Regions from separate parts of the Homo sapiens genome. Here region 2 is linked to region 1. The links are chromatin loops, found by intact Hi-C in ENCODE. Cell type or tissue: heart right ventricle. All regions are shown on one strand. Links, peaks and the distances in the headings refer to the core of each region. The heading gives the core; the rest is flanking DNA.

Region 1 (2,826 bases), core at 28-2,527:
AATTTCACTCAAAAAAAGGAGTCCAATGAATAATATATTAGCATGTTCATGATAACACATAAGCCAACAATGTCAATTCATTTTTTTCTAAAAAATAGCTAAAATCATCATTTTATTTCAAATAGCATACATCATTTCAATAAGTTATCATAAGGAAACACTAAGTGTGCATAATTACGTTAGTTTTTGATAATCTACTGATGCTTTAAATAATGTATAAGCATGAGCTTTTTTCCAACATGTTAGTTTGTAGTATCGCTATTTTGTAAAAGACATTACTGAAATTGAAACTAATCACTATGAATCAATATATGAAGATTCAATAAATATAAGCATATCGATACATGTTAAATATATTTAGCATTTAATTGCTAAAAACCCATTGTCCCTATACTAAAGATCTGAGTCAAAAATAGATTCAACTTTTATGGTTAGTAATATTTCACAATAGTTCTGCAAATATATATTAATAATATACTGAGATTACAAAATTATAATTTTATAAACCATAGACATAAAAAGGCCCATCATTTTCTAGGTGTTTAAACCTAAGTTACTATTACTAACTTCAGTTGGCAAATGGCAGGTTTAATGGACACAATATTCTTTTGTTACTCAAAATATAGACAACTGAGAATATGACGCTTAAATAAACTTTTAAAGAGATTCAACTTGAAATCCCTGCAACTAAAACAGCATAATCTACAATAGCCAAACAGAAAACTTCATAGCAACTAGATATTTTGATTGGAAAACCATATATCCAAGAGAACTGCAATGACATCAATTTCCTTACCACAGACATCTATGGCTATCTTGATAGGCTTAATTTGGTTCAACAAAATGTCACATCACACAAACCATGTTCAGTGAATTCTACAAAATCTAAATACAGAACATAGGGTGTGGAGTCAAATATAAATTGTTTAATAAATTTCAAATCTCTAGAATTTTCCGTTTTTCAACCAATCCACATCTAGCAAGCTTTGCTAATAACCTCCCTTGTTTTTATGGAACATGTCCAGTCATAGCTTATATGACTGATTTGAAATGCAAGCTTAAATTTATTCCAAACTCACTAATGATCAGCTATAAACACCTAACATACCCTATATGTGAGAGGTGACTGAAACTGAGAAAATGTAATTTACCGAAGGAGAAACTAAACTGTGTTATGTGCATTGGTTCTGACTTAGGAAAGTTTTGCCAATAGTTCTTTGTTTTGATTTTTCAGACCAAGGGAGGAAGCACCTCGGGAAGTTGTAATATGAAACTAATGGAGAAAAATATAGCACCCACCCCTGAAAACCTTTTGTATTGTTTCAATCACAAAACTTACCCCAGTAGAAGTGTTAGAGTAACATAATATTGCCCTCTGCTGGTCCTTCATGATTTTTACATCTAACTGCCTTAGTTTAAGTTCTCAGCATGGGGGGAAAATATAAGCAATATTCATGTAATAAGCAAAAACAAATAATAAAGATTAAAATACCGTAAGTTCCACAGTAACGTTTCCATGATATATATTTTTATTTTATATTTAGTTTAAACAGGAAAAGGCTACGATGTATTTTGAAATTGCTCGATGAATAAAAACCCTAGCAAGTATTAAAACCCTTTATTTCTAGAAATATAATCATACTGCTGTCTTCCAACAATCAAATGTGTTTTAGATAATGATAGGAAACAGAAATATGCTGAATATTTTGGCAACGCTATAAAAAGGTACTTAACTTTGATCTTTAGATATTTTTCTGCTGTAATTTTAAGTGATTTCCTACATTATAGCTCTGAATAATATTTTCAAAAGCCTCTTTAAAAGGGTAGAAAAAAGGGGGACTATACTGTACTTGAATGGAAAAGCTGCTCTACTTGATGATATCAAATTCTTGAGCAAACTTTCCATGAAGTCATCTTTACCTACAGGAAGTCAATTAAAATCTGACAGGAGAGATTAAGGGCTCTGTGACAGATTTCACTGGTCTGTACTCAGTATAGACACAGCAATGCTATAACATTGAAGTTACAATGAATATTTAACAATCCAACGACTAACTACTCCAGCAGAGTTTTCAAAATAATGTGATGTCCCTATTTGTTAGAGCAAGTTCACTCTGGCATCAATTAAATCATGAACTGTCATCTTGATTGCTCTCTTTGTTGAGGGACAGCACATTTCCATCTAAGGATCACCTCGGCTTTATATCTCTGCAAGACAATTCATAATTCTGAGCAGCAGAATGAATGCACAAATTACATTCTTCAACCTTTTACTCCCACTAAATCTTTCCTTTTTTCCACTTTGCTGAGCCTGAATATTTTATTCCTCCATCAAATATGCATCCCATTAATTAAGTTAAATTACTTCTGACTGCCAAATATTCTCTGTCGATGACTGTCAACAGAAAATACATGGCTGTGAACTTCTAATGACACAGTCTCGCTTAAACATGAGTTACAACCTTCACGCAGGCATCTACAGGCAAATTATCGGCCTCTTCTTCAAAACCGGGCTGAAATTAAATGCTGGTTTCTTTTTCTTCAGCTTTTAACAAGTACACAATAGATGACACTCGTACTTGACAAAGCAAGTACTGCAATTTTAATTATATACCTTTTCCTCATCTTTTAATTGCTGTTGTTAATCAGTCATTAACTTCTTCCCAAAGTGCAAGATTCTTAAATCTCCTTCAAAACATTTCGGCTCAATAAATTCCATCGCTCTTCATAACTAACATATAATTTTGTCTATTTTTAAAACTGTCATTTTCCAAACAGGGTATTTTTAATGTGCTCTTTAAGGATGACAGTAACAGGGTTTTAATC
Region 2 (2,826 bases), core at 199-2,698, 1.1 Mb before region 1:
CACTGACCAGAAAGTTAGGCACATCTCCTGCTTAAAGCCGTCACTACCAATAAGATGTCTTATGAAGACAGAAGATACAAAGACTTGAGAAATCGCTCTCTCCTTCTCTTTCTCCCTCACTCTCTCTCTCTCTCTTTGTCTTTATTTCTCTCCCCAACGCTCCTGTCTATTTGAGCTTTCTTAGAAGAGCTCCTAATTAGGTTAGAGAAAATTATCCAGAAAAGAATTATTAAAAAAAACTGTAATAGTGCTGTGAGGATGCAAGCACCCTGCCAATAGGAAGCTCAGAGTTTAGTGAAAATAATCAGTCAGGTTTTTGCCACACAGAACAGAGCTGTTTCTTATGAAGACCTAATATCTCTCACATTGCGAGGGGAAAAGAGCCCCAGGTTTCCATGGATGTGTTATTCACCCGGGAATGGGAGACATTGCAATTTTCCAGGAAGGGCATGAGGGCAGGCACGCATCGCCCTGACATGGGTAGTGAGAGGTTCTCTCTTCCCAGGGATGATGGAGGAACTGCCAGGATTCATCAAACCTATGACTGTTACTCATCTCTGCTGATTCATGTGAGAATAAATGAGAGACCTTAAAAAATCCTGAAACTTATTTTTATTGACTTTGAAAGAGGAAAAAGGATGTGGAATATGTGTAGCTAGATTGAAAATAAAAGCCGGAGCATGTAGCCTTCTGGATCGCTGCTGATGGCGTCTGAGTGACGGGTGCATCTGACAAGGACTTAGAGGAAGGAGGAGGCACCTGATCGAGGACTCCAGCCTGAACATGAGGCAGGGGACAGGACATTCTATGTCAAGTTGCTATGACATAGAATGAATAAAAATAATGGAAAAGATCCTAAAGAGAAAATAACAATGAAGATAAGAAAGAATTTGAAAAAATATCAGTATAAAGCCTAAATTAAACACAGTTTAGCCCAAGGTAGTATAAGACACGACTCTCACACAAACTTGATGCTAAAGAGCTCATAATTAGAAGACTATTAAAAAGAAATTGCTCCAGGAGAAGGGAAGGAGAAGAGCATATTATTCATCAATGCAGGAAGGCATGAACTTCAGATATAGAGAGATCAATTGCATTCCTAAGTAAGGCTACTCTGAGAGCGACCTTAGAGCTGGCCCTTCTCCACCCACTGTGTGACTAGAAAAGCTACTTATTCTCTGTGAGGAAGTCACAGTGCCAGATGTACCTGATCCATTAAGGATGTTGTATTAAGTGAGAGATTGATTTGGATGTATCTAGCATGATAACTGGTTCACAGTAGATACCCAAAATGCTATCGTAACAGTGAGGCCAGGAAATATTACAATACTCATTTTTGAGGAAACATAAGAAAGCTGCTATGCCCATAGTAACTTGTGGAGGTGTCTGTGACCCCTGGTAATCAAGCTTGGATCACTTGATTGTGGGTTTGGCCTCATTGCTGTGGTCTCATTGTGTTAAAGAGGATGGACAAAGCAGCTTTTGCTTATGGATCCAGTGAGGCAAGGCGAGAGCGCTCATCAGAAGAGGATTGCTCCATACTGGATGACATGGGCCAGCCCAGTTTGACCCTCTCTTTAGGAAAGAGGCATGTAGCATAGACAGGGAGGGAGATGACAGGAAAACACAGCTGCTAAGAGAACAAAGAGAGCAGGTGGTGAGCAGAAGTCACTCATGAAGCAGCAGCCAGGGGGCGCCAGGGGCTGTAAAGATGGCTTGTGTGGCAGAGGAAAGACGCAAACCCAGCACCATGGCACTCGTGGGCCATTGGATCCGCTGCTGGCAACCACATTCCCTTCCACCGAGGGGCTGCCTGGGGGGTTCTTGCTCTTCTGTGTCACTCTGTCCATTCTCACCAGCATCACATCACTGGAGCAACTCACAATGGGCTTTTGTGCCTTACTATCTGGAAGGACATAAATCTCACAGACTTGCTATTGTTATTATGACCTGCAAAGCTACTATAGATATATATCCTGACTTTGAAGAATTTCTCCCTAGTAAAGAAGATATTAAGTTTAACAAATAATGACAATGGGGATATATAAAGGGATATGTACCACAAGAAGGGTATAGATAACTGGACACAGAAGTTAAAAGGAGAGAGATGCCTTATAAATAGACTATCAGAGGTGTGATGGAATAGACAGCATTTCGGCTGGACCACAAAGAAAGGGTCACAAACACCATTGGATATAATGAGGAAGAGAGAAAGGAAATAAAATGAGCGGAGGTCTGAATAACGGTGGGAGGAACCCTGTGAGTACACATGCAAGTCCCAGGAGCACAGGGAGAGGGGAGAAGGGCTTAGCAGAAGGACAGGCGGCACCTGACTGTGACGGGATTGGACCCAGTTGTAACAAGGTGCATCCCGGTGGATGGAATACCCGTGATGGAATTCTTTATTTTTCTTTCACCGCTGTTTTGAACCATGTTCTGCCGAATCTTCTGCCCTGTTTCTGCCTTATCACAGACAGGCCCCACCCCACTATGGACAGGCACTGCCCCCTCCACCAATTGCACCCTCCACCAACCACTCCTGAGACGTCAGAGCAGTGGCAGCAGCACCAAATGCCCCAGACCCGACTGTAGACCACCTCCCATTATAAAATTCTCAGAAAAAAAAAAAACAAAAACAAACCACAAAGCCCAAAAATACGATCCCCTTCTGCTTTTATGTTGAAATTGAAAAACTAAAATTCCAACATTATTCACTCTACAGTTTCTTATATAATGGGCATCTTCTCAGCCATGCCATCCTGAGAGTCTTGTGTGGACTGCTTCCTTAAACATTTGTTCCAGACATGGTCATGAGAGTGTAGTAAC

What was found. Peaks named below come from ENCODE experiments on the same cell type or tissue, not always from the same donor. Only the 100,000 strongest peaks of a DNase experiment are listed, where the experiment ranks them.
Region 2: it touches region 1 in a loop (4-fold over the local background); 24 of 110 quality-filtered maps call a loop at or near these places.

The regions. Positions count from the first base shown.
Region 1 is chr18:74,651,124-74,653,949 of GRCh38, reverse strand. All of the region lies in intron 3 of ZNF407 (zinc finger protein 407), which reads right to left. Among named protein-coding and RNA genes, the nearest start is that of ZNF407, 55 kb to the right of the region's middle. In heart right ventricle, for the core only: a CTCF peak has its summit at 1,377 (motif pointing left); no DNase peak of the experiment used is centred there.
Region 2 is chr18:75,726,509-75,729,334 of GRCh38, reverse strand. No RefSeq gene overlaps it. Among named protein-coding and RNA genes, the nearest start is that of LINC01898, 16 kb to the right of the region's middle. In heart right ventricle, for the core only: a CTCF peak has its summit at 1,687; a DNase peak (open chromatin) is centred at 1,694.